2 separate regions of the Homo sapiens genome follow, and region 1 is linked to region 2. The links are chromatin loops, found by intact Hi-C in ENCODE. Cell type or tissue: IMR-90. All regions are shown on one strand. Links, peaks and the distances in the headings refer to the core of each region. The heading gives the core; the rest is flanking DNA.

Region 1 (16,008 bases), core at 10,037-15,036, 190 kb after region 2:
AAGCAAACTACTCAGTCACTATTTATCTCTTTAACTAAAGGTTCATTCAATCTTTGGGCTCTCATTAGTATTTCTTAGTCTTTTCCCTGCCAAGTTCATGCCAGTAAACTTGACAGGGCACAGTATCATGAAAATGGTATTTTTCATATTTATCTTCCTCAGGAATCTGCTGAAACTCAGTGCAGACAATACCTGTCTTCCAATTCTAACCACATGTTTGAGAATGTGCACGTGTGTATATGTCATACTAACCAATCTTCCTTTTCCTATTAGTTCCTGGCTTTACTACTTAATAGCTGTGCATTCAACCACTCTGTGCCTTTAATCCTCAACTGTAAAACAAGAATAATAAACAGGATTGCTAGGAGAATAGGATGAGTAAAGTGCTTAGGGCATCTGTCACGTAAGGAGAGCTCAGAAAATATCAGCTATTCTCATCTATTATACTATGATTTTTGCGATATTCAACACTGCTTCCAACATCATCATGAAGAGCCAGCAAAACAACATGAAGTGACCTAGGACATTCAAATACATGACGAAAATCTTCATGACACACCAGTAATTGTGCAAAAGAGGTAGGAACTGTGGCAGAACCATCACCCTTAAAAATTCATATCAAATTCCTGCCTTGGCTGAGGCTTTGCACTGGTTATCAGTTTTTCAGACCTCTTGCCTGCCTTTCAAAGCCCAACAACTGTGAACTAAGCATATGAAACTGAGACAGGCAACTGAACAGTGGGAAAAGAGAATATTTACATTGTGTGTATCAGACATAAGTGAAAAAAGCTGAGATCCCAGTGAAGAGTGATTCATGGGTGACACATATTCAGACTCAAACTGCAAACTCTGTCTCTTGGGCAGCAGCTCAAGTCTTACTTTAGTTCTTTTTTACTTTAGCTGGGCCACTTACAGTCAGCCTTATGCATGTGTTGTTCATGAAATACCTTCTGATTTGGTCAGTTTATACACAGAATCCAGGACTCCTCCTCTCTGACTCTCTCCTTTCTGAGACACCCTCCCACCCCCAGTTTCCCGCTGCTTAGGGATCCTGAACTCTGTCCTTCAGTTCTCCAGTGCAAAAAGACTACAGGTTTTCTACCGGAGTTTAGCCACCATTGCACCCTGTCATCAAGACCAAAAAGCTGGAAGTAAAAGCTGGAAGTAAAAACTGGAAACTCAAAGCAGGCCTTTTGTTTCCCATTTCAACTCCCCTCCTTCCAGTTTCGACTCCCCTCCAGGGTCTCCCAGCCTTTGGCACTTTCCAAAACCTTCAAGTACTTGTTTTATATTTTCTCCAAAGCAGATAGTTACTAGCTATGCAAAGCCCAGTCTGTTAAGAGCTTACATGGTCACACAGGAAATAGGATCTGTCAATGACACATATTCCAGAGGGATTCAAGCTCAAGCGGAGATGTTCTTTTCTATTCCACATAGCCAGGGAACACTAACTCATGAACAGGGACAATACTTTGAAAGTTCATCCTATTAAATGACAAAGAGTCTTCACCTTAGGAGAGGAAGTCACTTCCAAGCAGAAACTCCAAAGAAATGGGTAAAGACTGGCCAAAGAATAAGTCCAGGAGCTTGTTTGGGATGAACAAACTATGCAGACAGCCTGAGAGCTATGAAAACACACACAAAGTATGGTAATAGAAAGGGTCTAGAAAAGGAGAAGATTCTCATTCAAAGAGGTAGGAAAATGGACACCAAGGCAGAATCCTTTTTTTTTTTTTTTTTGAGACAGAGTCTTGCTCTGTCACCCAGACTGGAGTGCAGTGGCAGGATCTCGGCTCACTGCAAGCTCTGCCTCCCGGGTTCATTCCATTCTCCTGCCTCAGCCTCCCGAGTAGCTGGGACTACAGGCGCCCGCCACTGCACCCGGCTAATTTTTTGTGTTTTTAGTAGAGACGGGGTTTCACCGTGTTAGCCAGGATGGTCTCGATCTCCTGACCTCGTGATCCACCTGCCTCGGCCTCCCAAAGTGCTGGGATTACAGGCGTGAGCCACTGCACCCAGCCACCTGGCTAATTTTTTTTCTATTTTTAGTAGAGACGGGGTTTCACCGTGTTAGCCAAGATGGTCTTAATCTCCTGACCTCGTGATCTGCCCACCTCGGCCTCCCAAAGTTCTGAGATTACAGGTGTGAGCCACCATGCCTGGCTGGCAGTATCTTTTTTTTTTTTTTAGAATCAGCTGATAATGTAACTTACTCAGAGATCCTGGTGGAGGATATAAACGTTCAGACCCAAAACAGACAACATCCAGACCAGGGATGGCAGAGCCTCTTAACTCTGACCAGCTGGAAATGGCTGCCCAGGGAGCTGTAGAAAGTAAGACCTCAAGGCTTTGTCATGGTAGACATCAATAATCACTCAGAACAGCATCATGAGTGATTATTGATGTCTACGACAGGAAGAGAGAGGGGCAGCTCAGTCTCAGGTATTCACAAGCCAGAATCAAGTATAAGGTTATAGGACTTGAGAAGAATAAGGACAGATTTGTCAACATCATCATTATTAAGATTACTGAGTTTCTTCAATATGCCCAGATGATGTTTAGAGTAATTCAAATTTAAGTGAAATTAAAAAGGGATATCAGACAGGCTAAAATAAAAAAGTGCCTTGAATCTTAATAAGCCCACAGTATATGAACTGCCTCTAATTAGATTCAGGAATATGACTCCTTTTGAAACCAACCAGGAGAAAACACTTATTCAGAAGATTTCAATAAAAAATTAATAACCACTTGCTTCCACTTTATCATGCACAGTCCTCAACGGTGGATTTTAAAAAACGAAAGTACAGTCTGTCTCAGGAAAATTGTACTTGTGAGTCCTTCAAAAGCTAGGACATTTTAATCAATAAAGTGTGAGGGCAATTTACTGACTTACATAATTCAACAAAATACTTGCTATTCAAAATGAGTGAAGTCTGTCACTGAAATTGTTAAGGGTTTATATAAATACACTACTAAATTAACAAAGAAAAAAGCAAGCAAAGGCTGCCCTCCAACCTGATCTTCATGCTCCAGGGAACCAGTTCTTTATCAGGATAATGGTGGTTGACGTTTCCGTAAGTTATCTGGTACTCTGCCTTTCTTTTTTGGAGAGAGATGACTTGCCCAAGGTAAATCCAGTTCAGAAAGGGAGCATCCATGCCAGTAACTTTTGATCCATGTAGCTTTCTCCTATACCACATTATGACTTGCTATAAGAGGACAGTTAAACAGGATAATTACAGAGGGCAAGTTTCCCAACTAAATGACAACCATTAAAATTAGACATGAAGTTACAAAAAAAGAGTGAACAGAGGGAGATTTTCTTAAGTACTAGTAAATTTCTACTTAGGTCCTAGGAAGTGCTGTTTACTTTATAATTACATGTTAAACTACATATATGATAAGTATTTTTTCAGTATTTTATGCTACATTGCACAATTTTAAAAAGCTTTAAAGAAGAGTGTAAGCTTCTAAGTCTCACAGCTGTGAATTCAAATTCAGACTCTATTATTTACAAGTTGGATGAGTTTAGACAAACTTCTCAACCTCTCTAAGCTTCAGTTTCCTCTTGTGTAAAATGAAGATAAATGATAGATAATGATAATGATAGTACCTATGTTACAGATTGCTGCTGAGTGTCAAAGAGAAAATGCCATTGGAATGCCTAGCACTTAGTGGCCCTCTCTGGACTGGTCTCTCCACTGCAAAGGCCCAAAACCTGCCCCCTGCATTGTTTCCAAGCTGATATACATCAACACATTTCCAGATTGTAGCTACACTTGGCATTTCACCTCCTAGTTGACAGTGTGAAGCTGTTCATACTGCTATAGGGCAGCACACAGCTGAATGCAAACACAGTTCTTTTGCCTTACCTAGGAGCTCCATGGATCAGGAGATGCCCTACAGCTGAGAGACAGGCAAGTTTGGTGGATAAAGAAAGCCAGCAAGTGGACAATCGAACATAATTTGGAATTACTGGTCATCAAAGTCTAATTCCAGAAATAAATCAATTCAATGGAAAGCCTTTATAGCAAGCAGACAGATTTAGAAAGGCTGTAAGGCACAGAAGAAATCACGTAGACTTGGGAGTCTGACAGGTGGGTGTTCAAATCCTATCTTGGTCACTAAGCAGTAACCCAATTGTAGCGGATGTTGTAAGTGACTCGCCAGTATCTTTTTCTAAACTATTCAGCAGCTTAGCCAATAATGGAGATTTCCAATTTTTGCCAATAACTGGCTCAGCAATGAGCATATGACCTAATCCCCAGCAGTGATAACCTAGAGGAAGTCTAATGGGAAGGTTATAGGAAGAACTTCCTCCCTCATAGAAGTTTAAGAAAATAAGAAAAAAAAATTATCTAGATTAACTATCTAGAGCTATTCCGTGGCCTTGTCCAGCTGCAAGGCAAGCTGGGAGATCCAGTACAGCCATGTGTCCAGAGAAAAGAAGAGCTGGCTTCAGTTAACGGATAATAGTTCCTGGCATGTTTTTAAAGAAAGCTCTGTCAAGGCTTTCTTCTGTGTAATTTATTGTAATGTACATTCGAAAAAAATGTATATGTATCAGTAATTTACCAAGCCCATACTTTCATGGACACTATTACTTATGGAGGGGCTCAAATGTGGATTTAAATATTTTTAATAGTGAATAGATTTAGAAGAAAAATGTGAAGTCAATGATATTGATACTTAAACATCACAAAAAGCCCTGAAGAGGTATTACCCTAGATGAGGCACCGAAGTGTTAAACCAGTTGTCCGAGGCACAAAGCTAGTAAGTGGCTTACATGTCACATTAGCCATGGAAGAGCCTTGCAGCAGATGCTCTCAGTGCTCCATCCGCATGGCCTCAGATCGCGCCACCATTTTTATACAGACTCACTGTGCACTCTTACTCCCAAGAGCAGCCCCGGCAGGTCTTTGTCTTAAGATGCTGAAGACAACATGCCCTTAAAGAACCTTGAAGAGGGTATATAAATACTTCAACTCTCTTGCCCCTAACTACAACTCTGAGGTGTAACCTACACAGTTTCCATAGCTGTCCTGTGGAATTAAGCAAAGTCACCCTCTTTGGGATTCAGTTTAATAACACACCCTTCTCAGCCTCCTTCCCTTCAACTTCTCTAAACCCCTTTGAGTTTTTCCTGAGAATGCCTCCCCGAAAAGCCACTTTCACATGAATCCTTTTCTCAGGATGTGTGACCAGGGAACAATAAGAAAAGTCTTGGGGTTACTATGGTCCAAGGTTCCCCAAACAAGAATCACTCATACACAATTCTTGCTACATCTAGAGAACACTAATACCAGTATCAGTTTATTTATGATGTTTATTTTAACTTAAAGATAGAGAAAACTTTAGAGCACTACCTATACTGTTTGTTTAAGTAGAAGGAGATAGCATAATTAAAAAATAAAAGGGATTCAATTCTGATTATTTGAGGTATGAAGTCCTAAGCTGAAGATCTTAAAAGCACACAAGCACAAAACTGAAAATTTCTCCGTGACAAAATCCTAAGGTTCCAAAGACAGTAACAATGAATTCAGCACTATGTGACTCACTGGTATTGGATGCTGCATCCCTGCGTTACCTAAACTCATCTCGTGTACTGCCAATGGATGTGTCCCGTGCTCTGGGCAGCACTGTTTCAACAGCCATTTTGCAAAGTTAAGCATGTATCTGGCACACAGCATAATCCCTGATACATGATAGATGTACAATGAATGTTAAACAGAGTTTAGTAAGGAAACTGAGTCTCTTCCCTAAAGCCATGCTGTTGATCAGTGGGCCAGAAACAGGCACAACTGAACCTTTTCTCTGCATACCATCTGCCTGCATCTAGAACAGAGATGTGATTCACTCCTAAAAATCCACTACGATTCTTCCTAGATGACTTCATCTACAGCAGTAAATCTACACATTTATATAGATTTTTTACTCTCTTATAACATTTGTTTTCCCCATTCTCCCCAAAACTCGTTGAGCATTCCATGGAATATTATTGCTGGCTAATTTTCACCACTATTTGCCTATTGGCATAACCGCACCCACTTTTTATCATGCTCCTTTTTCAACTACTGCTATTACTCCTTTTTTTCTTTCATTAGAACCCTCAGAAGTGATTTCACTTTTATGTTCATTATTGTTCATTTACAATCAGCTTTTGATTGCATGCTGATTGTTCTTAAATTTCAACTTTAGACTGCTGAAGAAAAACAGTGCTTGGTGTTAGCTTCTGATTACCAAAGATCAGCTGAATTAAGTTACAAAACTGTTTTTCAAAAGGCCTGGAACATAGGTAGTAAAATGTTAGTGTTTTTGTTTAACCTTGGGTGAGCTGTCTGGATAAAGAGAATGGTTAAAAACTAAGTGAGATTAAAAATAATAATGAGGTTTGCTGGATTTACTTAAAATCAAAATAAAAAAATACCAAAATTGATACATCTGAACAAGGCTCTGCATTTATTCCAATCTCTTGCTATTGTTTAAAATATTTCTAGAGCTCCTATTTGGGAAATGACAATAAACCTGTGCCCCTTTCCTTGGGATATTCTTCTCAATTGCAACTCGTCTGTCTTTAAGTTGATTTCACTCATAGAAATGGTCAGAGCTTCTCAAATCCAACACCAGCAAATAAGGTGTAGGAAACAATGTTTTAGTTGGAAAACAAGTGCTGGAAGCATAAAGCAAAAGAACTCATGGCAGTGGTCCATGGGCTAGCTCTCCAAGCAGCCAGAAAAGCATGCATCTCCAGCAAAAGTTCAGAGACTCCAGAAGTGCCAAGGTGAAAAAACAAAGGCTCATCTGGTCACATATTAGGTTGGTGCAAAGTTACAAATTTCAAAAACCGCAATTACTTTTGCACCAACCTACAATTTCAGATGTGTTTGATCAAAAAAATCAACCACACCCACGTTGTCTCAATGCAGGGTGGTTCTGGAGGTCTGTGAGGTCAAAACTATTTTCATAATAATACTAGGATGACTTTGTCACTCTCATTCTTCACAAATGTACAGACCACAAAAAGTTCATTGATGTGTGTATTAGTATCCTAGGACTGGCGTACAAAGTACCACATACTGGGTATCCTAGGACTGGCATACAAAGTACCACATACTGGGTGGCTGAAACTACAGAAAGGTATTCTCTTGCAGTTTAGGAGGCTTAAAGTCTGAGATCAAGGTATCAGAAGGGTTGGTTTCTTCTGAGGGCTGTGAGGGAGAATCTGGTCCATGCCTCTCTCCTAGCTTCCAGTGGTTCACAGGCAATCTTTGGTGTTCTTGGCTTGCAAAAGCATCACTACTTTCATCTTCACATGGCTTTCTCCCTGGGCGTGTGTGCCCGAGTATAAATTTTCTCTTTTTATAAAGACACCAATCATATTGAATTAGGGCCCTCCCTAACGACCTCATTTTAACTTGATTTCCTCTATCTATCTCTTACCTTCTATCTCCTTTAAAGATAGAGTCTTTACAGAGAAAATCAAATTACATTAGGTCACATTCTGAGATACTGAAGGTTAGATTTCAACATAGGAATTTTGTGGGGGACACAATTCCACCCATTATCAGGCATAATTCAGTGGACCCACGTGAGTGGCATCCTGAGGAGATGTGCAGGGCAACAGCTGTGACAACAAGGAAGTTGTTTAAGATCTCTGAGCCGCAGTTTGTTACTCTTTAAAATGGGCTTAGTAGCTAGGCATGGTGGCTCACACCCGTAATCTCAGCACTTTAGGAGGCTGAGGTGGGAGGATCACTTGAGGCCACAAGTTGGAGACCAACCTGGGCAACAAAGCAAGACCTTGTCTCTACAAAATTTAAAAAAAAAAAATTGGCCAGGCATAGTGGCATGCACCTGTAGTCCCAGCTAATCTGGAGGCTGAGAACAGAGGATTCATTGTGCCCAGAAGTTCAAGGATGCAGTGAGCTGTTATACGATCTTGCCACTGCACTCCAGCCTGGATGACACAACAAGACCCCATCTCTACATAAATAAGTAAAGAAAATAAAATGAGCTTAGCAATGGCTATAATAATGCCTTCCTCCTAGGGCTGCCATGAATACTCAACATGATAATCCTCCTCAAGTGCACAGCACCAAACCTGGCCCACAGAATGTGCTTGATAAACATCAGGTGTCTATTTGTACATGTGCTTCATTTCAGGTTATCCAGACACCATTAATAGCCATTGTACAGGCAAGTCCAGCAGAAAAGGACTCTGTGTGTGTGTGTGTTATCCAGACACCATTAATAGCCATTGTACAGGCAAGTCCAACAGAAAAGGACTCTGTGTGTGTGTGTGTGTGTGTGTGTGTGTGTGTGAGAGAGATGGCACCCTGCAAGGGAATGGCATCCTGGTTCCTGGCAAACAGGTTCCTGCCTTGCTCCCTGAGCTACTGGGATGGGCATCTGCCACCTGTGACACGGAACTGGAATAAAATGAATGAATGTAAATGATTGTCAAATAAACATTCATCAAGTCTACAATAATCATAAAAACACACTAAACAACGTGGTCCAAAAGTACTCAGTGTTTGTGTTTGTTTCTGAACTTTGTGGTGAAAGGAGGTGCTCCCTACCATTTTCACTTTGCAAACATTTATTCTGTGACTTAAACTACAACGACTACGACCGCCATCACTCACTTATCACCAGAAACTGGGTAAATCATTATCTTACTTGTTTTTATTAATCTTTTTGAAATGTAAGTAGAGCTTACATTTAATTCACTGTTTAATATTAGCGGTGTTTTTGGTCTTTGGAAGTTTGATGATGTTTCTGTAACCTGAAGTATGCTGAACTTAAAACTCTTGTTTACATCAATTAGCCTATAGAAAACTGGTTTGCTTTATGGTGAAACCATTTCTGTCCTCCAAGGCTGTATAATTAACTTCTTATCCTCTTCCTACATTCAGTGCTGGAATGGGTATGGAAGCAGAGAACAAATTGGAATGTCTTTAGTGAGGACTTACAGTATCCCCAGAGGGCTGGGGTGCTCTCACAACACCAAACACATCTCACTGTAATTGCCCATTTCTCATCAGTCTCCAACAAATGAGACTGTAGGTTCCTTAAAGGCAGCAACTGTCTCATATCCCCAAGCTTCCTACAAACCCACCATCTGCAACCTCCGCCTCCCAGGTTCAACTGATTCTCCTGACTCAGCCTCCCAAGTAGCTGGAATTACAGGTGTACACCATCATACCTGGCTAATTTTTGTATTTTTAGTAGAGATGGAGTTTCACCATGTTGGCCAGGCTTGTCTTCAACTCCTGACCTCAGGTGATCCACCCACCTGGGCCTCACAAAGTGCTGGGATTACAGGCGTGAGCCACCGCCTAATAGTGGGCCTAATAGTGGACCTGTGCTGCATTTGACCCACTGAAAGAATCAATGAATATGAATATACAACAGAAACATTATCAGGAAAGATATTTCTTAATAGACATTTTAGTTGGACATGGGAAACTGAAAATGTAGCCCAAGCTACATATGATACAACATTTCTACTCAGGTGAATGTTAACATAAGGTATACCTCCACGGAACACTCATGTTCATAGCAGCATTATTCACATAGCCAAAAAGGGAAAGCAACCCAAGTGTCCACCGACAAATTAATGGATTAAAAAAAAGATATATACACATATCATGGAATATTATTCAGCCTAATAAGGAAGGAAATTTTTGCACATGCTGCAACACAGATGAACTTTGAAGACATTATGCTAAATGAAATAAGCCAGTCATAAAAGAATAGCTATAGTATGAATCTTTTTAGATAAGGTTCCTAGAGTAGGCAAATTCACAGAGATCAAAAGTAGAACAGTGGTTGGCAGGGACTAGGGGAAGGGGAGATGGGGGAGTTAGCATTGAATAGGTACAGAGTTTTAGTAGGGGAGGATGAATAAGTTCAGGAAATGGATGATGGTGATGGCTGCATAACAATATGAATATATAACAATGTCCGAGTATGGTTAAAATGGCAAAATGATAAAAATGGCAAAAATGGTTAAAATGGTCAATTTTATGTCATGTATATTTTACTACAATAATAAATATATAATAAAAATTTTAAATTAAAGAATATACACATTCATATTTTTTAGTATCTTTAGAAGCTTTGGAAATCAAAAACAAGGTTTCAGAGACAAAAAAGGAACTTAATGATCCAAATTTTTAATCAAAAAAGCAATTCTTTTGCCACCTCCCTCAACACCCTAAAAGTCAATCAGAAAACACTGCTTTGTGTCAATAATTAATTTTACCTAAATTATGACAATGTTGCTTAACATCAAAATTCCAGGAAAAATATTCCACTGACCTGAAAAGAAGGACTCTGAAGTATGCAGGAGGAAATAGATTCATCCTGTAGCACATGACAACACATCTTCAAGAAAGGAACACTATGACTCTTGGCTTACCATAAGCGTAACATTACTGATATACTGCCAATATTAAGCAAAATGAAATACCACTACTAAATATTCTCACTTGGGGCCCTTTAACATAAAGAAAATTTAGTATTTTTCTCTCATCTTCCTATAAAGTTTAACTCTGTAAGTCTCCCCACATATTAAAATTATATTTTATACAAAATATAGTCATAAAAGCTATTTTATACTGGTCATAAAAGCCTCATCATATACTCATATCAAACAAAAAAGAAAGGATCCATTAGACACTCACAACATGCTATGCTGTGAGTTTTGGACGTGGGACTCCAATCCTAAAAGCGTCCTCAGGCCCACCCTCGCTTAGGACAAGTCACAAGCCTTCTGCCTCCATTTCCAACCATCCTATTCAACACTCAGCCATTCAGTCCTTCTGCATCATTTTAAAATTCATGAGGATAATCTGTTTACAACTTCACCATCTCAAAATTTACTTAGTTTTTCTAATGTGCCAAATAGCACGTATATTTTTTTCCATGGTAATTATAAAAAAGTTAAAAGCTGAAAAATTCCTTTTTTCCCTGTATTGTTGGCTTTCAATTTTAATGATACATCACTTTAAAAGAGCCCTGAATCTTAACAAAGAAACACTCATCATTAATAGTTTATTCCCTTAATCAAAAATAATTCATAACTCTCCACTTTCTATTACTTATTAAAGGCCCACGTAAGCCCTCAGGCTGGAATGAGAATGCCTATGAGAACTGGTTTTCCCCCTTTCTTTCAAAGGTAGGAAAGGACTTACTAACTCAAATAAGTCCTTCAAGTCCAGATGGTATAGCATAGCATCTCAACAACAGGTAAGAGAGTACAAGCAGAAGCTGGGGACAAAAAGCAAAGGATAAAAAATAGTTCCTTATAAAAATGTGAAGAGATCTCCATTGATAAGGAGAAAACCTTAATATTTTCTGGTAAAGCTATAATGCTGATCCCTACTTCTATTCAATGCTGTGGGCAAGCCAATCAATGCTGTGGGCACGGGGAAGGGAGGGGAATGGAGGGGAGGGCAGGGGAGGGGAGGGGAGGAGAGGGGAGGGGAGGGGAGAATATGGTGCCCTAAATGGATCAGGCCACTCCCCAGACACTGTACCCAGAGCCCTGAGCCCTGCTTCAGGCAGGGAGGAAAGCATGGTGCTGTTCCTCTCCACAGGCCTCCCGACTTCAGCCACAGACAATAAGATGGGGGTGGATCCCTTACTTAAAACCAGACAATATCGAAACAATAAAGTTTGGCCGGGCACGGTGGCTCACGCCTTAATCCCAGCACTTTGTGAGGCCAGGTGGGTGGACCACCTGAGGTCAGGAGTTGAAGACAAGCCTGGCCAACATGGTGAAACTCCATCTCTACTAAAAATACAAAAATTAGCTAGGTGTGGTGGTGTACACCTGTAATTCCAGCTACTTGGGAGGCTGAGTCAGGAGAATCACTTGAACCTGGAAGATGGAGGGTGCAGTGAGCCAAGATCTCACCACTGCACTCAAGCCTGGGCAAGAGAGTGAGACTCTGTCTGAAAAAATATAAATAAAAATAAATAAATTCAGCTTTCAGAGACACTGAAATGTGAAAAAGAAAAAAAAAAGGTATCTTACAAAGAAATATAAGTAATTGTCACAAGATCACAAAGCTATGGAGTGCTGAAGGCAAGAGTTAAACCCGGGCAGTCTGATTCCACTCACGGTGTACGTCTAGTATCCTGGCATAATGACTCACAGCATTGAATCGATGCCAAAGTCGCCCAAATGATCTCCATTCTTGCATTTCTCCAACCCTCTCCACACTATATCCAGAAAGAGTACTCTACGCATTAAACTGCCCTTGCCACTTCACTGTCTAAAACCCTTCAATGGCTCCCTATTGCCCTCCTCAAGAACAAGCTTAGCTTCATTACCAGGCCTACCAGGATCAGCGATCTTGTCCTTGCTCTTGTCTCTGGCCTCATTTCTCACCGTAAACTCTACAAGGCAGCCCTCCTGAACCTCCTTAGGGCTCTCAAGTCACAACTCTGGGACTAAGACAGCCCACAAATGGAAATACAGCAAGCACAGGGAGAAATGGATGGGAGCAGAAAAAAGATGCTAGTCCCCCCACTCCAACCCACAGGACCCAAACTTACACAAACCATGCCTTGTGCTTTGCCATGTCTCCATTAACAATTCATATATTATGTCAAATCCCTCGAATTTTAAAATAAAAATAAAATTCAAAGGTAAATGTTAGAAATCTATGCATTTATGGCTACTGCCTAAGTCCTATTCTTTTGGAATCATTTCTAGAAAGGGTAAAAGCTGACCATACTCAGTACACTGGTCAAAGTCTGAACCCAGAATACCAGGAAACTCCATCCTCCAACACCATCCCCCAAAGCCCACTCTGCAAAGGCAATGACATTTCACAATTTCTCCAGCATTCTTGAAACGCTGAGGGCAGTAGTTTGTGCTAAGCACACAGTGAAAGTCATGTCCAGTTGGCCGTTGGTTCATGCTGTGGCTACTGCCAATTCTTTAAGTGTTCCCTCACCTCAAATCTTTGATGCACGAGGTCCAGCAGTCGTCACTACTAAGTCAACACTGAGACATGTAAATGTTTGTGAAATGAGTAATAACCAGGATGGTACAATTAAGCTCCCCATGAGCTCCTCCCCACTGCCACCTCAGGCCTCACCAGACATTCATCCCAACTGTGGAATCCTGAAGATAATCAGAGCCCGGGAGGCAGATCTTCACCCCTCTGAGCCTCAGATTCCCCAGAAGTAAGCTGGGAACAATAACTCCTATTTCACATGGCTACTGCAAGGATGAAGTGAAATAAAATGTATGGAAGCACCAAGCCAGTGACTAATCCTGAGATGGCAGCACATGATAAATGCTTACTGAATCTGGGAAAGCAAAATTATTCTAGCTCAATAAAGCCTTTTAAAAAGACCAGCGAATTTAGCTTCAAATTCAGTGCAAGAGAAATAATCATCCTGGGCCCACCATCGGGTCATATGCCAAATGTCTTAAATATCATCTTATTTAATCTTTGTAACTATCTGTGCAAATGATCCCCTTTTCAAGTAACAGTAAATTGAGGCTCAGTCAGGTTCAATAATTTGCTCCAGGTTGCAGAGAAAGAACATGGGAGATCCCATAAGAATTTGAACTCCGTTGAATTTGAACCCAGACTTCGTGTCTTTAATCTCCCTACTACTCTGTTGACAAGACCCTGAAGCCAGAGAGAGAGGAAGGTGGATAAGAGTCCAGAAAGGGCAACCATGCCAAGTTGATCAGCACACCTTCATCAGCACAAGTCCAAATGACCAAAGGCGAGTGTCACTCAAGGGCAAAAAGATGGGGAAAGGTAAGCAATCAGTTTAACTGCCTAGTTCAGCCCAACTAGGATCTTTCAGTGACAGAGCTTAATAATTTAACAGCATAAGTCCTTTATCAGCATGAGGCGGGTGACTCCCTGGCACTGTGATTTTAAGCAAATGACTATAGGGCCTCTCTATGCCTCTGACTGCTTCTATAAAACATGGAGACTGTGAAATCTCCCCTGCAGTGATGTTGTAAGGGTTAAAGAAATAATGTGTGGAGATTACTTCACGCAGCCTTGTTATATACTACATGCCCAAGGAACAGTTCTATGATTATGAGGACCCTTTCACAACTAGGATTTCTATAGCCCCTTCCTTCTTCCTCATTTGCTGAAATGAGCCACATCATCCCTCAACTTCTCCTGTTCCTTACCTCCCTCTCCCTTCTCTGTGCACCCTACTCATTGACTGAGACCACAAATGCTTACTGAATACCAACTCCGGCCAGCTGGGGAATCACTCACGCTGTTACATTAAGCTGTATCACTTTGCCTTTGTGGAGCTTACATTCTTAAACTTGTAGGAGAGCGGGGAAGACGGCCAATGAACAAATAACACTACCAGGTACAGTCAAGTGTTATAAAGAACAAAGCAGATAAGGGTACAGAGAATAATCCCTGGAAAGGCAGGGCTGGGTAAGGTAATTAGGAAAAAGCCTATCTGAAGAATCAACGTTGAATCAGAAAGCTGATGAAGACAGAGATCAGGCAATGAATGATCAGAGGGAATAGTTCTGCAGACACAGGGTAAGTGGTTGACAGAGGCCAACAGTATCTTAGAAGGCTAAGAACACAGCTCAATTGCAGTACCCACTATGTTTTAGTATAACTACAGGTTTATAGGCCAGTTGTACCTCTGTGCCCTCTGAAGGTAGGAGCTGTGTTTCTTATTCCTGTCTGCATTCACTCAGTCATATTTATCTGCCCAACATTCTATAAAGAATGAGCTGTAATAAGCATTCAGAAAATATTTGCTACATAAATGATATTTGTTTGATTTTTCAGTTGTGGGGGTTAATTTTATTCCCTGCTGAATTCTGGGCTTTCTGAAGCCCCATTTAGACTTCTTTGTATACCCAAAAGTGCCATTGTCCCTCAACTTCTGCTATCCACCTCTCCCTTCTCCATACTAAACTGCTCACTACAACTACTCTCCCCCTGTTCTCTCACCTCTGCCTCTGCATGAATTCACCTGGACTGCCTTCTTCATCACCTCCACCTTCCTCACAAACTCTCAAGATTAATCTCCAAATTTCATTAGTGTACTGATATTATCATTTGTTCAAATATTTCCAAATCTCTCAAGTTCTTCAGTAAAACTTTTCCATCAAGTAACAGAAAGTGATGCATCAAGTGACAATTGCAGATTGAGTGGTAAAGACAGCTGAAGGACAAATGATCTGAGGTTACTTATGTAATTTCTTTTCCTCCCCCAAATATGCCATATTTCAGTGACTTTCTGGGCTTTGCGCCTGCAGAACTAGACCAGGGTACGAGGGCAGGAATGTTCTCACTACTGTGGGTCTGTGCACTCAATCACTCACCCATAAAAGAAATGCCTTATTTACAGCAAACAAAACCAATTTAGGACAAAGCTATCACTTAACGGTCTTCCCCACAAGGAAGGTCAATAGTTTAGCATCTAAATTATTTGAGATGGATTCCCTTTTCTAAAAGCAGAAATTGCAGCTGTACTTCATTTTAAAAAAAGAAAAAAGTCAAATATTTATTCTCCTAGGCAAGAGGGAGATACAGGTAAGTCACAACTTCCAATGCAGCCGCCACAGCCTCATTTAGCTGATAAGAACTTGCCCATAACCTTTAGTCCTTCACTTACAAAAGTCATGCATTCATCTTTCTCCTCCCACTTCCGTAAAGGCAGAAAATTAGGCTGGAGCCATTCTTTCTGAGTATACAACAGCAGGGGCATGGGTTTAAGCAGTTTCTTTGACAACATACATTCCTCTGTAAGTCCCTGGACAGAAGCTCTGGGCTGCACAGAAAACATACAACAAGGATTCTAAAATAGGAGGCCTGGCCAGGCACAGTGGCCCACATCTGTAATCCCAACACTTTGGGAGGCTGAAGGGGGCAGATCACTTGAGGTCAGGAGTTTGAGACAAACCTGACCAACATGGCGAAACCCCATCTCTACTAAAAATACAAAAATCAGCCAGGCATGGTGGCGTGCATCTGTGGT
Region 2 (16,008 bases), core at 3,915-8,914:
TCTTGATATTCCTTAATAGAGGGGCCACATCAAGCCTTTGGCTCCCAAGAAGGCAATGCCTCTTGAAAACTACTGTGTTCACTGGTCACATGTGTATCAGTTACAAATGTGACCATCCAGTTGAAACATAATTCTAGCTGTGTATGCCAGAAATATATCTAGATATAACCAGAATGCCACGATGTACTTGGGCAAACCCCCAAGGTTGTCGTTGTCGTGCATTTTGTGTGTGTGTATGTGTGTGCAAATGGCTTAAATATTCCATTACTGCCTATTGTTCTTACATAAAACTTTTCAAGAAAATTAGAAGTTAATAGGCTGACTGATGACAGCCTTATATCAATATAAATTGCTTAAAATATTCTTAGGCCTAAGTGGATGTAAATTTTTATGTTCATTCCCAATGTTGGATAAGAAGTTGACAGAGCTGCACAAAAATTGCAAAAGAAACATTCTAAATCATGAGCTCTTTAAGTACAGGGACGAGGGACGACATCTTACCCATTTATATATCTCCAGGATTTGGAACAGTAGCTGGTATATAGAGTAATTGTTGAATAAATAATATGAAAAATTGGTTTGAGATCCAGGAACAGAGTAAAGGATAGGGTTGTGGTCGCACTGGTGGTTACAAGGCAATACTTTTTTACCTTTCAAACTAAGAAAAACATCAAATATATAAAAAAAAAATAGAAGGTGAAATAATTATACAGCCTACCCATGTATCCTCTACCTACCTTTAGTAGTATTTAACGATTTGCCATATTTGCTTTCTCCCTCTCTTCCTCTCTATATCTATCTCTATAGAGATATATGTAGCTATACATATATAGATAGATGGATAGTTGTTGAAGCATTTCATACTGAGTGGCCTACATCATGACACTTCACTCCCAAATGCATCTCCTAAAAATAGGAACATTGTCCTAATCACACTACAACATGTAAGAAAATGGGCCGGGCGTGGTGGCTCATGCCTGTAATCCCAACACTTTGGGAGGCCAAGGCGGGTGGATCACAAGGTCAGGAGATCGAGACCATCCTGGCTAACAAAGTGAAACCCCATCTCTACTAAAAATACAAAAAATTAGCCGGGCATGGTAGTGGGCACCTATAGTCGCAGCTACTTGAGAGACTGAGGCAGGAGAATGGCGTGAACCTGGGAGGTGGAGCTTGTAGTGAGCAGAGATGGCGCCACTGCACTCCAGCCTGGGCGACAGAGTGAGACTCCGTCTCAAAAAAAAAAAAAAAAAAAAGAAAATGAACAATTCCCCTATTGTCATCTAATATGCAGCCTGCAGTGAAATATTCCCAGTTATCCCAAGAATGTTTTATAGACACACATACCCAAAGCAGTATCCATTCAAAGTTCACACATTGCATGTAGTTCTTAGGGTCTATTTCACATATTCAGTGTTTTAGATTTACTTATTTCAAGTTTTCTATTTCTATATATATTTTAGTCCATTTGTCCCTGAATTGTAGCAAGTATTTTCAAATCCATAACTTGAAACTGAGCTTTGTGGATTAAGGCAAAAAGGACATTGTAGATGCCTCTGGCCCATCCTCCTCACACTTTGAGTAAGTGAGGGTCTTCTGGTCCATCCTCCTGCACATCAGGCGTTATTTCACTCTTGACATACACTTGTGATGTGGGGCATAAATCACCATAAGCATCTTTCATGTTTGCCTAACCAACTCAGTTTAAATCCCATGACTAAAAAGGGAGCCTACTTTCCAGAATCAGACTGGAGGAAAAGAGGAGATTTTAAATTTCTTCCTGCTCCTAAAAATGGAATGCTTGAAAGTGATATATACTGGCAATGTAAAATAGTTTTGATGGGGAGAGAATGCAGAAATTAACTTTCTAACTTAAACAATTTCAATTTTGTAATTCTCAATGTTAGCACAAACACTATAATCAAAATTCACTGTACTGTGCTCTAGGTACTGGGTGGAGGAAAAAAAAAACACTGATGGGACAAAGATCTTCTTAGGGAATATGGCAGAGAAAGTGAAAAAGCATGAGGAATAAAGATTTTCAAATATGGGTATCTGAAAGGGTAGGCCTTTCCATTTTGTTCTACTACCCAGTGTTTCAATCCCGGCAAGAACACCACAATATTCCAGGTCTTTACCTCCATCACCCTGCCCTAAGGATATGTGGGGTAAGGGGCACTGTTGTGCCCAAGGCTCTTCAAATTTAACGTATTATTACCACTGTTATTATATTTAATTCTACCACTGGAAGTAGTAAGACCTCAATCAGGGGTGATTCACTCCCATGATATTGATCAGTATAAGGCAGAGACTATTGGGATACCAAGTGTTAATTCTTCTTTCATTAGTGGCAGTATCTCAACAGAATGTCAATTTTATAATATTTTTCAGCATCCCTTTCAACCTGGAATCATGTGATTGCTGTCTGGGTAGTGAGGTGGGACTTCCGGGATTCAGCCTGGCCTTCCTCCTCCCTTGATACATGAATATCTTAAATTATACTGCATAGGACTCTCTTCCTTTATTACCAATCAAATAAAAAATTAATTGGGTCAAAAATATATGGCCCATTATATGCAAGGGCTATAACATAGGCAGGTCTTAGGGAATATCAGCAAAGCGAAAGGAAAAAATAGGTCCCTCTATGGAGAAAATCAATGCTCCTCAAATGTAACTGAAAAACATGTTTGTCTATTCAATCCCGGTATAAGCCCTCATTGGAAGATTTACTGGAACACACTGAATTGAATATAGATAGTAAAGGAAGATGTAGCTGATAATAGGAACAGAGTTGCCCTGTGATCCATGGTATGTGAGGGCATAGGGAAAAACACATTCAACTCAAACAAGGGTATGGTAATTTCAGGCTTCATTAGAAACACAGCGAGGTGAAATCAATTGTAAGCCAGACAGGAAAGAATCAAAATCAGTTAGAAAAGAAATTTTAATTTCAAGCTTCTAAGGAGAAACTATAAATAATGCAAGGTTTAAAACATATTAGCAAAAATACATCACGGTATCTCTCTCAAGCAAAACAGCTAAACTTGAAACTTTCTTGAGGATATTCAGCTCTGAATATTTAAAAGCAAATGCACATATTTGCCAGAGAGAAAAACATGTTTAGGGGGAAAATATTAAAATGAAGTCTGGGATGATACACACCAAAATATGAATGTGGACATAAACAACTCCAGGTTATTTTCCTTTTCTTCTTTATACCTTTATGTAGTTTTTGAAAATTTTAAATTATGAATGCATAATTTTTGTAATTAGACAGATAAAGAGCTTTAGCAAAAAGAAAAACATTCAAGTCATCATATAATAACATTGTATGAACATTAGACATGGAAGGCTCATCACAAGCAAACCCCAAATATCCTCCATAAGACAATCTAATGACTTGCTCTTAATGAAAGAATGGTCCTTCCTCTCTCCAATCTCCATTTTTGGGTGCTGCTAATGGTTAAGACCTGTGCCTCTGAGTTTGTAGACTCTAGTATGGTTCTCCAGATCTTCAGCATTAAATGTATCCGGAAACAGGTAAGCAATCAGTTCAAAAGAAAAGAACAGATTTTCAATTTCCTTCTCCTAAAAATGTCATGCTCTAAAGTGATACATGGAAATGTAAAACAATTTTGGTGGGAAACATGTGCAGAAATTAACTTTATAACTTGAATAATATCAATTTTATGATTCTCAATGTTACAATTATTAGAAGTACAGAATCTCTGTCCCTAACTCAGACCTGCTTGAATTGGGGAATTGGGGAACTTATTGGGGAATTACTGATTAAAGGAATTTATTCTACCCTCCTACTTACAGAAGATGCCCGAGGAAAACTGTGGATAGTGGTGTTATTTAAACTAAGAGATACAGAAATAAAATTATTTCATTTTTTAAAACTATATAAATTGTTTTCCATCTATATCTACTTATAACAACAAAAGAACAAAAGCAGCTTTTTTTTTTTTTTTTTTTTTTTTTTAGCTGTTTTTACTCCTAAAACAGCTACCACTACTATTACTACTATACTGCAAGAGAGCAATAACATTTATGGGACCTTTACCATGCATGAGACACAGTGGTACATGCTTGGGATAGTCCATTACAATGGTGTTCTATAATGAACCTTGTCAACGTTTATAAATGCCCTTGCATAGTCCCTTCCCTTTGGATCCTGGCTGAGTCTGTGACTTGCTTTAGTCCTGAAAATGTGGCAGCAGAGATGCTGAACCAGTTTCAGGCCAATGCCTTGAGAAGGCTTGGGAGTCTCTGCCTTTGCCCTCTCAGATGCTTAAGGGCCACATAGGGAGGCTGGTTACTTTGCTGAAGGGGCCCTTTGGAGATATCACATGGAGACAGAGGGGCCTTCAACAACTGGGGATGAGGGAAGAGGCCCGCCTTCCCAGAACCTGCCAGCTGAATGCAGTCACACGAATGAACACTGACAAGAACAGTGGAAGAATGGCCTACCTAACCCCAGGCCAGATTGCTAAATCATAAGAAAATGGTTCTATCAAGTTTTGGGGTGGTTTGCTATGCAGAAATAATAACCAAAACAGTGCTTTATAGACATTTGACTCATTTTAATCTCACAACAACCCTAAGAAATAGGCACTAATAATATCATCCTTCTACAGAAGCATTTATCCAATTTGAATAACGCCTCCTATAATAAGTCGAGGGGGTAGGGCTTTACTGCATGAGAACAATTCTGTATATTATCAAACACACAGCAGTTCCATTTCTCATCTGAGGGTGGGGCATTTCCTATTACTGACTGTGTCTCATCATCTCTAAAGTAAAGAGAGTCAATAACTCACTGAACGTCTAAGATTCTTTTCAGCTCTGAAATTCCATGACTCTAAATGAGTAGCCGGTGCTTATTGTTTATACAGTGGTTTTCAACACATCACATCACACACACTAGCAAAGGTCGGAGGGGAAAAAAGCACCTTGAGAACATCCCATCCCAACTGCCCAGGCCATCTGAGTAACAGGAACCACCCCACCAGTCAGGAAGAGACGGCTGAATGCATATTAAAACACTCCAAGTATGCTGCCCTTCTGGAATATCGTTAAACAACTCAGTCTGTCATATGGTCCTTTGAGTTTTTCAATTAAAAAAGAAATGGCAAATGTAAATATTACCATCTCTTTTTCAGTCTGCTAATTTGTGTTCAGGAAAGTCTTCCAACAAGAAAAACACATGGTTAATCACCTTTGAGACCCAATATAACAAAGTAGCCTGGAAAGAGAAAAGGGGCTTTTTTATGATTTAAATTGTTATGTGGTCAATCAAATCTAATCTATTCTAATTCATTCACATGGAAGGTCAATTATCCAAATGCTCTTAATTCAACCTGCCTCTGATCTTGGTGACCAGTGAACCATTCAAAGGGCAGCTGTTTTGTGTGTGTGTGTTTTAATATGAATTCGTTATCACAGTTTTACGTTTTCCTCATTCTCAACTATTTAAGCTAACGTGGCCTGCTTGACGAAGCACATTTAAGTAGAGGGAAACACACTTAGTTCTCTTTGTATTCTGAAATAACAACATTCTCTATGACCTTTCTGGAGTCAATGTACACAGAAAACCCACAAGATTCATGCTATCACCAACTGTTGGAAGGAAAACACCAGGCAGGCAGCAAATCTACTTCCCAGGCCAATTACCCCATTCCCTAAAACTATTCCATCTTCAAAACAAGCCTAAAATGCATGTCAAGAAAAACATCCATGTGTCTTTCTTTACTCTTTTTATGAAGGCTTTTGCTTGGTGATTTGCTCAAGGGTCAAGTTTAAATTTGGGTCAGTTTGTTTATTTGTGATATAATGAAAAAGAAATTTACCAGGGAAGAACAGAACTATTGGAAGTACTCCATGGTAAATGAGAGAAAGTATGCCAAAGCTCTTCGCACCAAGACTAAATAAATTAGTTGAGAATTGTATTTGGATGCTAGGAACAAAGAAATAAATATAAGGACTTAAACATACAAGGATTTATTCTCTTACATAAAGGAACACTGGTGGTAGATAGGCCTGGGATGGTAGGATGCTACCAGGAGTCCATCAGGAACTCAGATGCCTTTGGTTTGTCTCCTCTACCATGCAATGGTACCGTTCTAAGGTTATTTCTCAGTCTAAGAGGGCTGCTGGAGCCCCTGCCATTGTAAAGTCATTCCAAGCAACAGTGAGGAGCAGGGAAAAGGGCTCCCTTCCCAGCTGCTTCAGCTTCTTAAACACAGCCTTGCCAGAGGTCCCACATTACACTTTTGTTTACATATCACTGGCCAGAAAGCAGTGACGTGATTCCACCCAGCTGAAAGGGAGGTGGAACAATATCATAGAATTGACATTTTGTTGAGATTCTACTATTAAGGAAGAAAAAAAAATTGATATTGGATATCTCAGTAGGCCCTGCCTTATACCAATTAATTTCTTGGTAGTAAATCACTACTGATTGAAGTCTTATTATTTCCAGTAGTAGAAGTGTAGCTAAGAATAATAACAGTGGTAATAACACCTTAAATCTGAAAAACTTCTATGTAAAAGTTACAATCTGGTTCACACAATAATCACATGATAGTACAATAAAAGTGACAATAATAATGATAGCAGAAATTAACAGCAGTATCTGTCATTTATTAAACACCAAATTCTGTGCTGAGTGCTATAATACCTTATTCTCATCAATCTTCACATCAACTTTGTGAGGTTTTCATTAACTCCATTTTATGAAGACATGGACTTCAGAGATGGGAAGTGACTTTTCTAAGGTCATACACTTCAGGAGGGAAACAGAACTGCAATTCCATCAAAGCCCTCTTGATCACACTGGTGTTAATCATTCCCCTGATGAGGTCATTAATATCACATTTTACAGCTGAGGAAACTGAGGTCCAAATTATCGGAGTGCTTTAATTCACTGTAATATTGAATCAATGGTAGGACTTTTATTATAAAAATCCTAACAGGGCCAGAAAAGGACTTAGGAAATCTAGCTTCTCATCCTCGCTCTATACTTTAATACTGATTTTGATCTGATAGTAAAAACAATACAGGCCCACTGGGAAGGAAAAATTAAAACTATACAGTAAAGAAGAGAGTAAAAAATCATTCCCAACACTACCAGTTGGAGAAAATATAGGCAATGCAAACATTCTAGTGAGCATTCTCTGGGGTTTATCTGATAAGATATAAAGAAGGGGAGGGGAAGTGGAGAGACAGAGGTTCCATAATTTGTCTAACGTCTCTGCACTACAGAGCCAGCACTCAGGTTCACTGCCCAAGTGCCCAGTGTACTCTCTGACCCAAGACATTCATGAGTCGTACCTTTCCTGCTGAAAGACATTCCAATTACATGCAGGATTTAAAACTCTATGACAAGGGACTGCTCTTTCTTTTTATGAGTTTTTAAGAAAATGCCTTTTAAAATTTCTCTTCCAAGCTCTGAGATAAAGAAAACTGAAATACGACCATTAACAATTTACCCACAGCATGCATGAGTTTAACGCTCCAAACGATACTCAGGGTTCTCAACATTAACAGTGCATTGAAGCCAACTCATTTCTCATTTTCTGTTGCCAACTCCATAAATCTGCTTGAAGTCTTGAAAGTATAGATTATATATTTAAGTGATTCTTGTATTCTGGCAAGTAAAAACATAAAATGTAATTCGAATTCCATATAACGGTATTGGAAGAAGCACAAAGATGGCATTCTGAGGGGGAAGGGGTTTGTGCATTTAATATTTTCGGAATCATATATTATGTATCAGGTACTGGGAAAACAGAGATCAATCAGAAAAGGAGGACCTTCCATCTAGTACTAGTACTAGTACTAGAATTTTCATCTAGTATCTAGGGGTCCCCAACCTGGAAACTAGTGTCATTTTAGGCTGGAAAATGCCTTGTTATGGTGAGCTGTTTGTGTGCTGTTGAACAGCATCCCTGACCTCTTCCTGCCAGATGCTAGTAGCATACCCACTCCAAAATGACAATAATAAATGTCTCTAGACATTGCCAAATGTCCCCTGGGAGGTAGCATGGCCCCCAGCTGAGAACAGCTGATCTGGTCCATCCCGCCCCAGTTCACAGAACCTGGGAAGATTTCCAAGGAGAAAGGGATAACAGGCAGGCAAAGTGAGGAGGGAGAGGAAGAACATTCTGGGAGAAGGGTCTCTGGAACAGATGGTAGAGATCATGCCAGCAAGGGGAGGTAAGGTCATGCGGGGCCGGATGATACAAGCTTCTGAATCTCTGACTCAGAAATTCAGAATTTAGTTTGCAGGAAATGGGGATTGTGGTATTATTTTACATATATATATGTATGTTTTTGTCCACAGTTCCTAGCTCATAACTCCCACAGCTCCTGTTACAGCCTTTTGTTATAATGTTGGGGCACTTTAGGTCTCAGAAGCAAACCTCAAAAAACAATCTCTCTCTCTCTCTCTCTGAAATTCTCCTGCCTTCCTTTCACCTGCTCCTTTTTCTTCCCACAGCAGGCTTTAGAAACTAAAAATATACTCTAATCTCCCCCCACTTTTCTGATTATGGGTCATTAGACCCTCATTTCCGAAGGGGTCCTGTGTCATACCTCAGAAGAAGGAATGCTGCACAGAGAGGCCAAGAAGCATCTGTATAGACAGGCCTTTCTGGGTGTTCCCACTCAGTCTACTAGCATTAGATCATACCCTTTTTGTCTAGTCACATTTCAAAATGGCTGTCAATCATGCCCATCCAATGGACTCTCCATAAAAGGTCCAAGAGGATGGCGTTCAGGAGCTTCTGGACGGCTGAATGCATGGAGGTTTCTGTAGGGCGGCATGCCCAGGAACGGGCTAGAGGCTCTGAGCCCCTTCCCATACCACACCCTATTCATTTCTTTATCTGTATCTTCTGTAACATCCTTTATAATAAACCAGTAAGCATAAGTTAGTATTTACCTGAGTTTTGTGTGCCACCCCAGCAAATGAATTGAACCCAAGGAAGAGGTCATGGGAAACCCAATTTATAGCCGGTTGGTGAGAAACACAGGTAAAACAACCTGGAGCTTGCAATCAGCATCGGAAGTGAGGCGTGGTTTTGTGGGACTGAGCCCTCAACCTGTGGGATCTGAGATTATCTCCAGGTGGAGTGTCAGAACTGAATTTAGATAGAGGATGCCCAGCTAGTGTCTGCTGCAGAATTGATTGCTTGCTTACTGGTGGGGAAAACCCCCCACACATTTGATCACAGAAGTCTTCTGTGTTGACTATTGTGGTGTGAAAATAGAGAAAATACAGTTTGTGTTCTTCCATTCAGGGATCAAGTTTGTGGGCAGAAACTGCAGTAAAATGCACAAAAAGCAAGTCCTATGAGTTGAGTGTGACCGTGTGCTGCTGCCATTTGATTGCTTTAATTAAAGAAAAATAGGGGATGAAGTAATTACAGGCCCTCTCTGAGACTGTCTTCTTAACAAGGTGGCTGAATGTCATTGAAAATTTTCTGGATTTTAAAACAGAAATACACTGACACAGAGAAAATATTCTGCACATTGCCTGACACACAGAGTACCCTCACCAATGTTAATTCCTTATTATTACCATTCTTGTTGCTGGCTGTCTTAAAGCAGGGTGGGGCACTGATGGCTGATGTCAGCATTTCTCAGTATGGCCCAAGGAACCCTGGTGCCTTGGAAGTGTTAATAATATCTGTACATACATACAGATGTGCAGACACAGAGAATCATTTTCTTTCAGAAATTTATCTTTTAAAAAGGAAACTATGACAAAGGATGTAGAATAACAGAAACATTTATCTTTATATATTTTGTTATAAATGCTTACCTAATTTATACTTTCTTAATAAATAAGGAGAAGAGTATCTAAATAAAATGTTTTCTTGAATTAATTTGTTTATGGGGCCATGCTTTTCCTGTTCTCTCTCAAGAGTTCCTGTTGGTACCCCACTTATATTTAATTTAGATACTGTTAGCCTGGAAAATATTGCCCTAATCCAGTTGACTGGGGTTGTATGGAAAAGGCCCTGGCTTTGGTAACCAGAGATTATGCCAGGGCCGGGGGCCGTCTTGAAATAAAGAGAAAGAAAGTGTCATCCTGTGAAAAGGTCAAGGAGGAAGCCATCTCAACAGCTGTTTGCAAACCTCACTTCAAGGCAACCAACTGACAGAGGGAGAAATAATCTCAAGGAGGTATGAAAACAGCAGCAGGGCTAGGGAAACACATCTGTGAATGCCCAGATAATTGAGCATCATTGTTTAGGAGTTGGAGGGCCATCTCTTTCTGTGCATTTGAAGCAATTTTCTCTTGTGACATACTATGTTTTGTGTTCCCGAACATTTAACCTCTGGATTTGGACAGCAGAGACCTGGCCCAAGCCCATTCCTTTTAGGAGTCCTCAAATGGTTACTGAAAGTGACGGTTTTCTAATTATTCTGTCAAGCATCAATCTCAGAAGTTCCCAGTTCCTCCATGCTCTGACTGACAGGGCAATCAGCACTTTACTTAAAGTATAAGCACCAACCTCTTCTGGACAGCAAGAGCACCTCACATGCCCAAAAACAGAAAAATTCACAGCTCTAAGAAAGTAAGAAGCCCTCATGGGTGTGCAATTTTACAAGCGTGTGTATGCATCCTTCCTGGGAATAGCGCTTTTTGATCTGGCATTTCTTTCAAATGGGACATCCCCAATTCCAAATTTCAACCATCATGGCTATGATTTTACATACTCACTGTGCTGCTGAAAACTCAATCAAAATGCACAGCAAAAAGCCAGTCTCAAAGATCTCCCTCAATCAAGGCAGACCAGAGTGGTCAGAAAAGAAGCAGATGTCTACACTCCTTCAACTCCAAGTCAAAACTTATAATTCCACTTTCTTACATGCTACTCTTCTGAGAGAAAAATGTGGGCAAAAGGAAGCATAGGAACTGTCACAACGAGAAAATATTCTTATTAATCACATTTAGGCAAATTCCATTTATTTGTTTTTCTCTAAAAGTGACCTCCATATATTAACAGATGCCCTACTTTACTTTGTCTTTTAGAAATCAGTTGCTTGTAATCTCTGAGACAATATATAGAAGTAGAAATGAGATTGGTGGATCAGTCTTCAACTGGTTTGAAGGTGATGGTAAAAGTCTATGAAAGCTGCCAGCATGGTGCTAAAACTCAAAGAGGGCATGGCATAGTGACATGGGTTATATGATGAGTGAGAGCTGCCAGGACGAATCGGAAGAGGGGCTTGACAATCGATTGCCTGAAATACATTACAGGGCAAAAGAAAGCAGGGCACCTGTGGTTATGTCCCTGATATAAGAAGATAGCCACTGTATCTTCAAGATCCCAGAGGCATGGAGAAAAAGTAGGTAATTCAAATGGAGGCAATTTGGAGACACCTAGACTAATACCATTAGTCTCCAACTAGTCTCTGTTTTCTCTTCCTTTTCCACAATGCGTACTCCTATCTTTGTCTAAGATTTCATTGTTCTGGTGCTTAAAGCCTTTCAGAGGCTTACAATTTTATCCAGAATGAATTCAAACTTCCTGATTTGGCCTGCAAGTCCTTTCAGAGCTGGGCCCAGCTTCACTCTCAGCGCCTCCTCAGTCCTTCTCGCTCACTCTGCTCTGAAACACTCAGAGCTCTCTCCTGCCTTTGCTTTTCCGCTGCTCTTTTCACTTTGCCCCAAATCAACAAGGTTCACTCATTTACATCATTCGGGTCTCCACTCAAATGTCACCTCCTCAGAGAATCCCTCTCTGGCCACCCCATCTACAGCAATTGCTGTCTCACTGCTAAGGTCCTGAGAATGCACCTCACACTCTGAACTGCAGGCAGCATGACTGGCTGCACTGGGGGCAAGGCTATGCTTCCCCTGGGCTGCTCCCAGCCGAGTAGGGGCATCCAATCTTCCTTCCCTCTCTCCTTCACTCAGAGTCAGACCTGCATCATAGTCTGATGGCCAGGCCAGCCTCTCCTGGCTGCTTTCTCATTTTCTTTCAAAGGGATTTCTGCTGATAAAATCCTTGCACATTTAATCTTGTCTTGATGGCATCTGGGACCCTAGCATATTTATTATCATCCTGTTTTACTATCTTCTTAGTACCACAGAAAATTATCTAGTGTGGCACCCAGCAATCAGCATTTTCCATGCCCTTCAGGCAGTTCTGGGACATGCTCAAGTTTGAGAAACAATGACCTATTATTATATGGTTAATTATAGTCAGAGCAAGAATCAGGACCCAGCTGTAAGAATTCCCATTCATTTCTCACCAAGCAGTACTCTTTTAATGACACACACAGCCCTTACGTTGTATCTGCTTAAATACCCTGCTTTAAAAAATTGGCCAGGCATGGTGGCTCACTCCTGTAATCTCAGCACTTTGGGAGGCTGAGGCAGGTGGATCACCTGAGGTCAGGAGTTCGAGACCAGCCTGGCCAACATGGTGAAACTCCGTCTCTATCGAAAATACAAAAGTTAGCCAGGCATGGTGGCATATGCCTGTAATCCCTGCTACTCAGGAGGCTGAGGCAAGATAATTGCTTGAACCTGGGAGGTAGAGGTTGCAGTGAGCTGAGATAGTGCCATTGCACTCCAGCCTAGGTGAGAGTGAGACTTTGTCTCAAAAAAAAGAATTTATGCTGGTCATATTTTTACATCCATTTAAAAAGATGGATTTAATAAAATGGGCATTAACATACTAGGTAAACTGAAGGAATTTGTAGAACACTGGTTTGATCAAGGCTGACTGCCTCCATCTATCTAACTGGCTTTGTAGCTTTTTAGGCAGTAAAAATAAACTTAGTGTATCCCCTGTCTTGTGAGGGAAGCTTAATCTGATGTTGTGCTATTACTAACATGGAAAAGCAGTCATGCTATCAAGATGGCATCCGGCAAGATGAGATGACACTGAAGTTTGTCGCTATCGATTTTTATATGGCAAAACCTGGGTCTTGTTCTCCCTTTTCTCCCTTTCGATCAAGTACTCTCATCTCCAGGAGGAAATGCTACTGTTTTGGTAGACAGTGGCTGCCCAGCCACAGTGCAAGCAAGTGTGATAACGACAAAATGGATTGATTACTATCAGGAAACGTATGGACAGTAAGGTATGAAATATTACCAGCTGAACAACCAAGATACAAAGATATAACATGCTTTACTGCTTACAAAGGGAGGCAGCCATTAGGAAGTTTGCTTTCTCACATAAATCCTTGACTATCTTTCCCTGGAGGGGAAAAGTATATTACATCTAGTCCAATAGAACATTTAGATACAAGTCAGGATTCTGACAAGTAGGAATATTTAATTTGTTTTGAATTAAGAATTGAGAATCGGAACTTCCACTATGATATGAATACAGAAACCAAGACCTTCCTTACTAATTAATGACCTCTGGCCTATAAAGTCTTCAGGAGAATTTCTAAATGTTCTCTACAACTTTGTGTTTTCTCTTACCTCTTGAGATTGATAATATAAACACACCTAGATACACAATAACTATCCTCCGAAATCTTTTACTATACTAGCTACAATCTCTCATACATCAAAACAGCAGCTCTAGTATATTTTTCTCACCTGAAATATTGAGGAATAGGAAGTTATTCAGTTTCTCACAATTTTCTTAAGCTCAAAGGGTTTGGTCAAAGCACACGTCATACCTGCTTAATCTCTAGAGAGAACAACTTTGACAGGTGAAGCGAGAAAAAAGCTGCTCCACTGCCTTCACGTGGAAAAAAGATGAAATGTAAAGGCCTGCAATGACAGACTTTTCAAATAGGGTTTTAGTAAAAGAATGATGTCTTTGGAAACTTAAACTGCAATTTTACCTTGAACAAGTATAGGATAGGATATCCTTTAAAGAGATTATTTGAAAACTATAAAATATTTATTCATTCAACAAATATCTAATAAATGACTACCAGATCAGTATAACACCATAACCAAGAGTTAATGGAAATGAATAATAATTAAATATGTAATATGGTAGGAGACGTATATGTTTTATCCTGTCATTTAATACTCATAGCAACCCTGCTGAGTTGTTTCTATTAATATACCCATTTCACAGGCAGGAAAAAAAAAATGAGACTTAGAGGAGTTAACTCACTTGGGAAAGTCACAGATGTAAGAGGAAACAGAGCGGGAATTCCAATCAAGGCTTACTCATGTTTTTAACTACATGGTCTAACACCAAACTAAGCACCCTGAATAATATAATGCATGCTGTCGAGAAATGCTATTGTGAAAATGAATAGGAGAGAAAAGAGCCATAATACAGATGCCCAAATGAGTGCTACAAGAGGGGCAAAAGTGTGAAATAAAAGCAGGCCGGGTGGTGTCAAATTCTGTATGATGTGTGGGTTGAGGAGGTAGAGCAGGGAGTCTGGCCTCTGAGGAGGCAAAAAAATCGAACTCACTCAAACTTGTTTTCTGAGCGAATCTTCAATTTGTCTAAGACTTTTCCCTGGAGTTAGGAATTTGCCAAAAAATTATCAGCACCTATTAGGTGCCAATATAGTATAGACATGGACCCTGTCTTCATGAAGGGCACAGTCTAGCAGAAAAAGTAGGGCAGCTTTCAAAGATGGTCCTGTAATATTTTCTGCTTCACACTCTTCTGCAGTGCAACTTTGCCATTCTCACATTAAGAGATGGGGTCTGTTTCTCTAATCCATCCAGCTCCTTGAACCTGGGCAGGACCTGTAACTGCTCTAACAGAAGATGGCAGAAATGGCACACTGTCAGTCCTGGCCTGGAAGTTTCCATTTCCTGCCTCTTGGGAGCCATTCACTATATATGATCACTCTGAGACCACCATGCTATGAAAAGGCCAAACTACACAGAGAGATCAGATGGAATGTGAAGAGAAAGAAAAAGAGATGGGCCAAGGAGCAATGAGATGCCAGGCATATGAGGAAGCCATCTTGTGTGTCCAGCCCAATTGAGTCATCACACGGCTCGGGCTCCATCCACCAATGACTGCAGCTGCATAGCAGACTCCAAGCAGGGGCCACTCAGATTAGTCATGTGAACCCACTGAAGCATGAGAGGTAGTGATAAACTGCTGTTTTTAAGCCACTAAGCTTCGGGGTGGTTTATTAAGGAAGCAATGGATAACGGAAACAGAGCTGAATACAAAATTACCTGTATGACTACATAATCAAACAAGAAAGAGTATAATTTGAGAAATCCTAACGAGGAACATGCCCCTGCCTTCAATCAGGTGTAAGGAGTGCGTACAAGGCTCTCTGCATAATTACATTCAGCTAAGACCTGAAGAGTAAGCTGAAGAAAGAAAAACATGAGAAGGGAAAGTCTGGAGCAGAAAGAACAGCTCAGTCGAAGTCTTGAAGATGGAGATGCCCTCATACATTCTAGGAAGGGAGAAAAGATTAGTAACCAAATTAAAGCAGATGTATAAAATGGGCATGAGGTAGGCTGGCGAGTTGGGCATGGGCTAGCTCATACAGAGTTATAAGCTGTGGTAAGCATTTTGAGCTGTATCCCAAAAGCAGCGGGAGCTAAACAAAGGGATGGAAGAAAGATTTGTGGCCACTGTGACTGTCATGAGAGATTCAGGAGAAATCAGTGGGGAACCTAACTGGACATAAGTTCTTAAAGATCAAGGAGAGGATACCCTGAAGGGAAACTCAACCTTTACCCTAGGCCTCACATGACTAGGAAGTTCTTAGCTATACTTTATTTTAAAATAATTTTTTTTGGCTGGGTGCGGTGGCTCACGCCTGTAATTATAGCACTTTGGGAGGCTGAGGCAGGTGGATCACGAGGTCAGGAGTTCGAGACCAGCCTGGCCAACATGGTGAAACCCCGTCTCTACTAAAAAATACAAAAATTAGCTGGGTGTGGTGGCATGTGCCTGTAGTCCCAGGTACTCGGGAGGCTGAGGTGGGAAAATCACTTGAACCCAGGAGGCGGAGGTTGCAGTGAGACGAGACTGTACCACTGCACTCCAGCCTGGGTGACAGAATGAGACTCCGTCTCAAACT

Evidence for each region. Hi-C counts contacts between places; a loop is a spot of excess contacts. Peaks named below come from ENCODE experiments on the same cell type or tissue, not always from the same donor. Only the 100,000 strongest peaks of a DNase experiment are listed, where the experiment ranks them.
Region 1: it touches region 2 in a loop (2.5-fold over the local background); 1 of 110 quality-filtered maps calls a loop at or near these places.

The regions. Positions count from the first base shown.
Region 1 is chr3:67,634,631-67,650,638 of GRCh38, forward strand. The region is part of intron 1 of SUCLG2 (succinate-CoA ligase GDP-forming subunit beta); the gene reads right to left. Among named protein-coding and RNA genes, the nearest start is that of SUCLG2, 12 kb to the right of the region's middle. RefSeq lists a silencer at 12,875-13,169 and an enhancer at 12,875-13,169. In IMR-90, for the core only: no CTCF peak of the experiment used is centred there; a DNase peak (open chromatin) is centred at 12,961; H3K27ac peaks cover 1,611 bases.
Region 2 is chr3:67,453,726-67,469,733 of GRCh38, forward strand. All of the region lies in intron 9 of SUCLG2 (succinate-CoA ligase GDP-forming subunit beta), which reads right to left. Among named protein-coding and RNA genes, the nearest start is that of SUCLG2, 190 kb to the right of the region's middle. In IMR-90, for the core only: no CTCF peak of the experiment used is centred there; DNase peaks (open chromatin) are centred at 4,916, 6,266 and 8,286; H3K27ac peaks cover 1,100 bases.